Regions from separate parts of the Mus musculus genome. Here region 2 is linked to region 1. A link is a loop called in an ENCODE intact Hi-C map of the cell type or tissue named here. Cell type or tissue: left cerebral cortex. All regions are shown on one strand.

Region 1 (5,000 bases):
CCTGTCAGAGGTGCATCTACAAGCCTTTCAGAAACGCCACTCTAGGCCTTTCCTTGGTCACTAATGTGAGCTGAGAGGCCGTGTGTGGGAGTCAGAGGGACTTGGATGAGCGCTTGTTCTGTTTCCTTTGCAAAGGAGGTATTGGCCTCAGGCCTCTCCTCAAGGTACAGGCCTTGGGTCTCTTGAGAACGAAGGCACCACGTTCTCCATTCTACCGCCAACACCACCATCAGGACCATGAGATCATGCTGGCAGCTGCTTGGCCAGAGAGGCACCATCTTCGAAAATGTCTGTTGAAGGCACTGGGGCACAGTGACAATTAACTTCCAAAAGTTCCCTGTGTCTCTCGACGGTCCCCCGGCACAAGATGAAAACAAGCAGCCACAGCAGAGGGTTACTCAAGGCTGCTCACAATGGTCAGGACCCCGGTAATCCTGGGGGGGGCTAGGGCCACAACAGAGGCCCTGATGAAGTGGCCATTTCCGGCAGCCCCATTTCCTCTCATTGTACTTTGGTGGGACAAAAAAATGTTACAGTGAGCAGCCATTGGGTCACATAGAATACTTGAATAGATACATCCTACAACCCTTGAAAACCTCCTCTGTGCCCTGATAACAGAGCTAAAAATACCACGGGCCCTACTAGTGGATTGGAGATTCCAAGTCAGAGGCAGGACCACGTGTGTGTGTGTTTTCCGCACATCCTGAAGATTTCCTTATGTGTCTCACATCCTCCTCCCCCGACCGACGGACCGACCAACCGACCGGGTGTCACCACTGCAATGCTGAGACATCCTGGTTACTACACCTCATTCAACTGCATAGCTAATCTGAGTTTGAAGAGTGTGCTCGTGGGTATCTCTCTTGTTACCTGCCCCTCCTGTAAATCCATGAGCCCCTGAGTAGGAGACCACTTGGCCCTACAGCTCACGCTCAACTTCCCCTGGGGCCCAAAAGGCTCTGTTCCACCATGTAGCCAACCTTGCCCGTTGCTTTCGCCTGGCCTAGAGTCCCTGGCTGACGTCTGCTTGCTCTCGTTCTCTTCCCCGCTCTGCCTCTCACTATGTTTTGATTTTGCTGGTCACTCTGCTCTCTAAGTCCATCCAAGCACCACACTAGGTGCAATTACCGAGCGTGCCCAGAGCTGCATTAGGCTAAGTTCTGAAACCCGGGCTGTGGTCCAAGCTCATGAGCTCATGGCAGAGGCTCAGTGCTCCCCAGCGGGGCCTTCATAGAAGCCTGGTTTCTCCCAGCTTGGAGAACAGTACTTCGGTTTTATAGGGCCTACTGTAGCTGTTCCTACAGTCACCAGCAGAAAAATGTCCCTTGGTCTCTACTCTGTGTGCAGTTTCCAAACCTATGGGTCATCCAGTCGGGTGGTTCACCTACGGAATCTGGACTCTGGGGGGAGGAGAGGAGCTAGCAGCTCCTGAGTCTGGGATTACAGTGTGAGCTGCTCCATTCCGTTGGAAATCTGAACTTGAACCAAAGCCTCCGGTGACTCACTGGGAGAGGGTGAGAAATCCTAGCTTTACAGCACACAGTAGGTTTTGGAACGAGGCTGACCTAGTTCTGTATGGTTTTACACAAGCTATACTGTGCAGTCTCCCCATCTGTAAAATGGGACCATTGCGCACTGAGGTTTCTACAGGACTATATGCTCTCCGTCAAGCTTAGTATAACAGTGACTTCTCTTCTTTGGCTGTGCATTTCCAAAGACTGTCAATTCATGTAATAAGGCACATGTAAAGTAAAAAACAAAAACAAAACAGGGCTATTGACAGCGGCTACCTTGGGTTGCAGCTGTAATTCAGAGACAACGTATTCGCCGAGCATGCACATGGTCCAATCCTCAACACAGTTCTGCAAACTCGCTCGCTAGCTAAGTCAATCACAATTAATTAAAAATAATGGCTCCTATAGACATTATTGAGAGGATCGGCATCCACAGGATAGACTCTGTGGCAAATGCCCAGGAAGGTTGGCTGCTGCTGTATCATAACAACCTTAGCCACTCATCGCCTTGCTCTACCTTCTCACACACAGAGCAGCCGGTCTCCCAACAGAACCTCAGGGCTGACGCCTGTCCCCGCACCTCAGAAATGGGACCCGGCTGCGTCAGGACTGCTTGTCTGGTTGCAGCGAGCTAGGCAGTGTGCAGATGGAGCCTAAAGATAAAATGGCTGAGAGCAGACACCAGAAAAGGAGTGGGAGGGCCCAGAAACGGAAGTCGGGGTAGAGAATATAAACTTCACTGATGTCACAGTTTTCTTGGAACCCCGTGGAGGAGGCTGCTAAATAGCAACTGCCGCTTGAACTGTCTCATTACTGTAACTCCTCCTGGAGTCCAGGGACACGTTCTCCTGGGTGTCCAAGCTAGGCATAACAGGAAATGCTGGAGAACACGGCACCATGCACAGGAACCCAGACCGCAAGGGGGGGGGGGGAAAGCACAGGACATATAGAAAACAGCAGAAGACGGAACTCAAGGTCCCCACGACATTGCTAACGAACGCCATGCAAAGATCTCAGGATGTGTCTGTGCAAGGCACAGGTGCTGCCTGGCAACCAGGAGATAACTAACCATCCCTCTATGCCTCGCAGGGCTGTAAGATGAGTGTTCCTCAAGAGACACAAGGAGGCTTGGCTGCTTCCTGCTGCCAGTAGATCCCTAGAAGGTGTTGGGTCACTGTTGGTGGGTAAGGGAGAGGCTTCAAGGCAGCCTCCAGATCCTTTGTCTCTACTTCGCTCCAGCAGGCACCGGGCACTGCTTTCCAGCTGTCCGCTGCTGCACGGAAGGCAGAGGTCAGAGCGTGGCTTCCTGGAGGAACCACACATCTGCTGCACTTCCTAGGATGGACTGAGTGCTCTCTGGGCCACCACAGATCTCCCCAGCTCCCCACCACAGATCCCCTGGACCTGATCCTATCACTTAATGCCCCGACTCTGAGAGCAACCATCCTCATTAGTTTGGGAAATCAAACTAAGAGCTACACATAATGTCCACACAATTTTAAATGACAGGATTAGTTTTGTTTTCTGTTTCCCTGTAAAACCCACCCCTGTCGGTCCCACCCTGCCTCCCCCCAAGTGTTTCCTACCCTGTCAGCTTTCTCAAATCTTGGACAGCATATACTTTCAGCTTACTGTTCTTCTTTCTTAGGGAGTGTTAATTTTTGTTGTTGTTTTATGTTTTTGAGGCAATAAACAATAAAGTCTTAGCTGGCCCTAGAACTTACTATGTAGATCAAACTGACTTTGAATCAGAGTGATCCATCTGCTTCTGCCCCTCTGCCCCTCTGCCAACCCTCTGCCCCTCTGCCAACCCTCTGCCCCTCTGCCCCTCTGCCCCTCTGCCCCTCTGCCCCTCTGCTCCTCTGACCCTCTGCCTCTCTGTCTCTCCTCTACCTCTCTGCCCCTCTGCCTCTGTTGGGATGAAAGGTGTGCACCTCCATGCTTGGCTACATAGTGTTAATTAAAAAAAAAATGTGTTACTACCTGGGGAAACTAGTATTACTAGCCATAAATATTTTTTTGCTACAATAAAACCAAAACAATATTATTGTGAGGCTGTCTCCTTTTGTTTAAAAAGGGAGATTAGTGAGTGTTAAAGGTTAATGGTGCTGAAGCCCCAAGTTGCGTGTTTCTCCCTGATGTTATCAGAAGATTGAATGAAAACAAAAGAAATAGAGGGAGAAAGAATCTCATTTTTGAGGCACATTATATGTAGTACAATACCCCAAACCTAAACACACAGCCCTTTGAGTGTGGCAAATGTTTGCACCTATGTAAGGCTCCACAGTGAACCGTAAACACAAGGAGCGTTATCACTGTCTCAGCCTCCAGGCCACTTTCTCCATAGAACACACGTGGTCTCCCAGTGGAGAGCACAGGTGCTTTGACTGCTTTGATTTCTAGCCACACCCACTAGATTTGATCTTCTTTTGAACTTCAGATTTGGCTCACAGAAGGTTGTTTATTTTGTTTTTTGTTTTTTGGTTTTTTTTTTCTTTTTCATTGCTAAGTCAAAATTCTGATCATGTAATACTTTGGTATTTGAAGTTTTACAATGGGAAGGTATTATTTCTAAGTAGCCAGGTATGGTGGCACATGCTTTTAATCCCACTCGAGGCAGAGGCAAGTGGGCCTCTGTGAGTTTCAGGCAAGCCAGGAATACATCATACAGAGACCCTACCTGTCCTAGAACCCTGTCCTATTGCTGGGATGAGACGTCATGACCAAGGCAACTTATAAGAGAAAGCATTTAATTGGGCGTATGGTTTCAAAGGGAGGAGTCCATGATGACGGAGCAAAGAAAGACACAGGGGCAGCAAAGCTGAGAGCTCACCTCTTTGTCTGTCAGCAGGATGTCAGACTGGGGATGCTAAGATTCTTTGAAAACCTCCAACTCCATCCCCAGTGACACACATTCTCAAGGAGGTCACACCTACTAGTCCTCCCCAAACACTTCTTCAACCAACCGGAGGCCAAGGATGCAGACATAGGAGCTGCGGGGGGTGGGGGCATCCCCATGCATTCAGTCCATTGGACTGTCTTTCACATTGGGAAGCTGGGTTAGCACAGAAAATTCCAGTGGGATGCTGATTTACTGATTTGCCTCCCACTAAATCCCAATTAATCTGATTATCATTTAATCTCCTCTGCAGGAAATCGAGACCAATAGTCCTTTGTGACCCGACGACCCTTCCTTTTGCCTTGCTCAGACTGGCTGTGCTCCCCTCCTCCATGGACCATGGTCCCTCCACAGAGCTTGCTCTCCGCTCCTACTCCAGTCCTACAATTTCCCTCTCCTGGACCCTACGCGCAGAAACTCCCTACTCCTCTAAACCAAATTTATGCTTCACATTCACACACGGAGCTCCGTTTTTTTCTTTTCTTTTAATCTGTCTCCTTCTCAAGTAGAGCCTTGGGTCCTTGAGGGCAAGCAAAACGTTACCCTGACATGGACGACAGATATTGAGAGCAGGACAATCGTTGTGA
Region 2 (5,000 bases), 85 kb after region 1:
TCCACCACAGCCAGCCATTCTGTGCCCTCACTGCCTGTGCCTGCTCCACCCACACCTAGACACACAACCAAACCCAGGGGAAAGTCAGGCTCTGCTCACACTAGGCCTGGTGCTTGGCCACCCTCAGGGTAGTCTCAGCCTGGCTGCGTGTCCATGTGGGTTCCTACAATGTATTTGTGGTCGTTACCTGGAGCTGGGGATCTGGATTCAAAACATGAAGCTCACTCCTGTAGCTTCTTGCTTGATACCTGCTCTCCTCCCACGGTCCTCTCCCCCCTCTTCCTTTCTCTCTTCCTATTCCTCCCTCTACCGCCCCCCCGACGAACACTGTCGCTGCTGGATCTCACATATCTGGGAAGTCCATCTGCTTGCTGTTTACCCGCATCATTAGAGGAGCTGTTGGGCAAACTCAAGCCTGCCACCCAACTCCATCCCCCAGGGAGGAGCATCCCCTCTGGTTACAGGCATGCCACCCTCCACCCAACACCCGGCTTTTGTTTGCTCATTCACCCAACTGGAGATTTATATTTTATATCAAGTCAGACTGTTGATTTTGCCAAAATAAAACTCTTAAGTGTGACCAGATTCTGGAAGAAAACAATACAACCAAATTCACCTAATCTGGGACCTGAGTCTTTTTTTTTTTCCTAGATTGTATTTTAATTACAGCATTTCTCCCATCTCTTCCCTCCCTCCAAGCCCTCTCTCACATATCCCCTCTCCTTATCTGGGTACTTTTGTATAAATTCATAGCTGTATGTCACACACACACAGCCCAGTTTAGCCACTTTTCCAGAAGCTTGCCCACAAAATGAGCATGGGTTTCCTGACGTGCAGCCAAGCGTCACACGTGAATGTGTCGCCCAACGGAGCATTTGTGGAGAAGAAAGCCAGCACCAAATGATGTCTGCTCCAGCCATAGCTGCCTGGAAATTGAAAAGAAGTCTACAGGGAGATGATATAGGCTCAGGAACTCAATGGAAACTGCCCTCTCTCCCTCTCCCCCTCTCTCTCCTGTCAGATGGCTACTTTCCATTCACTCTGCCTGGCACTGATATGCACACAAGTTTAAGATGCTCAATTTCTCTTGATGTAAAAAGAAGAGAAAAGAAAAAAGAAAGGAAAGGAAAGGAAAGGAAAGGAAAGGAAAGGAAAGGAAAGGAAAAGGAAAAAAGGAAAAGGAAAAGGAAAAGGAAAAAAGGAAAAGGAAAAGGAAAAGGAAAGAAAAGAAAAGAACCCAGCACTTGGGAGGCAGAGGCAGGCAGATTTCTGAGTTCGAGGCCAGCCTGGTCTACAAAGTGAGTTCCAGGACAGCCAGGGCTACACAGAGAAACCCTGTCTCAAAAAAACCAACAACAACAAAAACAAAACAAAACAAAACAAAACAAAAAGAGAAAGAAAGAAAGAAAGAAAGAAAGAAAGAAAGAAAGAAAGAAAGAAAGAAAGAAAGAAAGAAAGGGAAGGAAGAGAAAAGAAAAGAAAAGAAAACAAAAGAAAAGAAAACAAAAGAAAAAAGAAAGAAAAAGAAAAGAAAAAGAAAATGTATGTGGGTTGAGAATTCCTACTCCAAATATCCAAAATGCTCTGAAATCCATTTTTTTTAACTTGCATAACTCAGAATATTTCAGGGTCTGGGGTTTTTAATTAGGAATATTTAACCTTGTAGAGAGTCCTCACAGAGATCCCAATCTAACAGCTGAAACATTTCTGGGTCCTAAAATTTTGGAAGAGAAATACTCAACCTATATACAACTGAAGGATCAGGGGACAAATTCCAATTCCCTACAGGGACATCTAGGTGCTGATTCAGCAGCAAAGACTTGCTGAGAACTGGGGTGGTCATGGGACCACTCAAATGATTCATTCCTGGAAGAGGCAGCTCCAGGGAAGGGATTGGAAACAGTCCTACCAGTGAGCTCTGAGGATGGAGGTAGGGAGGTCCTAGGACATCCAAGTAAAATGGCGTCTGAAAGGAAACCGCCCTACGAGCAAGGTCACCAGCCCTTCAGAGCAGCCGGTCTCAACCTTCCTGATACCTCAACTCTGTGTCCCACTCCCACCCACAAAATCATTTTTGTTGCAACCTCATAACTGTCATTTTGCTACTGTTATGAACTGTAATGTAAAAATAAAATCTGTGTTTTCCAGTGGTCTTTTGGGGGTTGTGCCCCACATTTTGAGAACCGGCGTGCTAGAGAAAGAAGCAGTGCCACAGCCTTTCTAGTGCCAACCAGTCCACAGGGAGTGAAGAGCACCGGCTGACTCTGCCCCCCACTCCTTTTTTTCTTGCTTCTTCCAGTTGCCATCTTTTACTCTGGTTTTGACTAATAATAATTAATAATAATTTTGGTACGATAGTTTTCAACCCACATTTTAGTCAAGAACCCTACAGAGTCAAAAATATCATTTCAAGAGGCAGATAGTACAGGGCTGCCTGAGGGCTCTTTAGTGCTCCCCCCACCCCCCAACCCAGAACAAGAGCAAACAGGCCTGGGCAGCCGAGAGGGCAAGCTTGGTAAGGCCAGCAGGGGGCGGTCTCCTCCTTACCGAGGCAGGTACACACAGGTAGTGCACCTTCCAGTACATTACCAGTGATGCAATCTATCACAGCCACATACATCAGGGTGGCCCGTTTTATTGGCAACTTCTTGATCAGTAACATCCACTCCTGATATCGGAATAAATTCAACCTCAGGGATAGATAATCTCCATTATCGCTGCATCCATTAAAGGAAGAGTGGTCATGAAGAAATTGGCTTTCACTTTGGAAACAAGAAAGAAGTGGGATAGGTGCTGGAAGGATAGCTTGGTGGTAAAATGTGTGCCTCACAAGCATAAGGACCTCACTTTGGTCTCATGCGGAAAGGTGGGTGGGGTAGTCCATGCTCATATCCCTACTGCTGGAGAGGCACAGGCTGGGAAACCTTTGGGGGTGTGCTGTCCAGACATCCCATGCCAAATTTAGAGCTCCGGGTTCCAGGGAGACACCTTGTCCCTGACACCAAGAATGATGGATGGTGACTGAGGAATGACACCATGGTTGGGTGACCTGTAGTCTGGAGAGGGAGAGAGGGAGAGAGAGAAAGAATATCACACCCAGGAAAAGAATGAGAGCTCTATGTGGAGATCCCAGAGTCATATGTGGACTCTAGAGTCTAAACATTTACCTCCTGGTCCTCAACTGCCATATTAGGCCATTAGAGCTGGAGTATCCAAAATTCTAATATTAGGATGTGATATCCTAATATTCTGATTATTATTGATCTTGTTAAAATATTATATGATTCTAATTGTTCTGAGTACTATCCTAGTAGTCTCGGAGAATGTCCTCCAGTATTATCCTAACACTGTCAGGAGCCACATGGTGGCCAGACTTCACTGCCCAGAACAATCTGGAAAGCGGACTCCTCTGCTTGCCCTGAGAACTTTCTCGCTGGATGAAAAACTGAGACTCAGGTTCTCAGGGCCCCGCTCGCCCCCACAGACTGCTGTCATGTCTTCTGCTTATTCAGAAAGGCCTAAATGTTTCAAAGCAAATGAAAAGATGATGCCTGCCGACTAGGTTCTTCGCCCACCACCGCGGCAGCCCTGAGGGAAGGAGGATACCAAAATGAAGACGCAAAATGGAGAAATCCAAGCAAAGGCATAGAGAGCCTCGACAGAAACTCCGTAAAAGGGCAAGGAGAAAGGCGTGTGCCGCCACAGCTTCCTGCCAAAACCTTCATGGGGATTTGGAAAAAACGAGGTATCTCTGTCAGGGCCCCAGCAAATGCCGTGTGAAAGAGCTGCGGCTGGTATTTAACAGGGCCCCAGAAAGCCTTTTTTATCATTTTTTTAAAAAGGTAATTATTTTAACCGCTGATGTGTATAATAAACTCTTGTCAGCCTGACATTAAAATCTGTTTCTTTTCTTTGCTCCCCACCTCTTCCCTGTGAGCCCTGCAGCCCACAAGCGTGGCACATGTTCTATTGTTATCTCACGGTCTCTTTCGGAGCTCCTTGGTGGGCAGTTGTTCCGTGAAGCTGTGGTGTGTTTGCTTCGAGAAAGACACCATCTCCCCGCAGGGATGGGAAGGAAGACTGAACGTAGGCAGCACTGAAGCTGCGGTATAAGACTGGGTCTTCTCTGGGGGTGGAGAGGGCTTCTGTACAGTCATTGTAGCAACAGAGAGAAATGCAAAAGGGAACATTACCAAGATCCTTTGAGGCTAACAGCAGGAGGACACAGTTGCAGAGAGAGGAGGGAGGGAGGGAGGGAGGGAGGGAGGGAGGGAGGGAGGGAGGGAGAGGGAGAGGGAGGGGGAGGGGGAGAGGGAGAGGGAGAGGGAGAGGGAGAGAGAGAGAGATGGCTGAGAAATGTTTAGGTTTCCTGAGGATCTGACTTTGACAAGCATGAAGAATGAAGCTTATGGGGAAGTCCCCTGACTTTCCCAGGTGGACAAAGCAGAAAAGGGATCTTCATCTCTTCTGTGAGTTCCAAAAAGGTAGGGGACTTGGCCAAAGTACCTTGCTTAAGCACTCCACAGGCACACTGAAGGTCTGGAAAGGCTGATCCTTCATGCCTATCCTGTCACGTTCAGTAGCTCCTTTTCACTATCAAGAAAAACAAAACCCTCACCATCAAGCCTGATAGGCAAACCTCTAAGCAATTCAGGCACCTCACCTGGTCATAGATTCCTCAACCCCTGATCACCAGAACAAACAACTCCTCGCTAACCTGGCTAGCCTGGTTGTATCCCTACTATCCTGGATGGCCCTGTCGTATCCTCTCATTTTTAATTAGTTCTTCACACAATATGTTTAGAGCACACACACACACACACACACACACACACACACACACACACACACAATTCACTCCTCCCAGATCCACAGGCCCCTTTCTCTAACCATCCAACTTTACGTCCTCTTAATTTTGATTTTTTTTCCTTAAATGCCTCAAGTCTAATTTGGTTTGGGTATGTTCTTGGATTGGGGCCTTCCACTTGAACATGGTCAGC

The links. Hi-C counts contacts between places; a loop is a spot of excess contacts. Peaks named below come from ENCODE experiments on the same cell type or tissue, not always from the same donor. Only the 100,000 strongest peaks of a DNase experiment are listed, where the experiment ranks them.
Region 2: it touches region 1 in a loop (10-fold over the local background); 2 of 42 quality-filtered maps call a loop at or near these places.

Annotation. Positions count from the first base shown.
Region 1 is chr17:86,298,651-86,303,650 of GRCm38, reverse strand. The region is part of intron 1 of Prkce (protein kinase C, epsilon); the gene reads right to left. Among named protein-coding and RNA genes, the nearest start is that of 2010106C02Rik, 14 kb to the right of the region's middle. In left cerebral cortex, no CTCF peak of the experiment used is centred here; DNase peaks (open chromatin) are centred at 1,191, 1,515 and 2,206; H3K4me3 peaks cover 541 bases; H3K27ac peaks cover 1,332 bases.
Region 2 is chr17:86,213,514-86,218,513 of GRCm38, reverse strand. The region is part of intron 1 of Prkce (protein kinase C, epsilon); the gene reads right to left. Among named protein-coding and RNA genes, the nearest start is that of Gm52296, 27 kb to the left of the region's middle. In left cerebral cortex, a CTCF peak has its summit at 2,529 (motif pointing right); DNase peaks (open chromatin) are centred at 243, 840, 3,611, 4,042 and 1 more place; H3K27ac peaks cover 1,847 bases.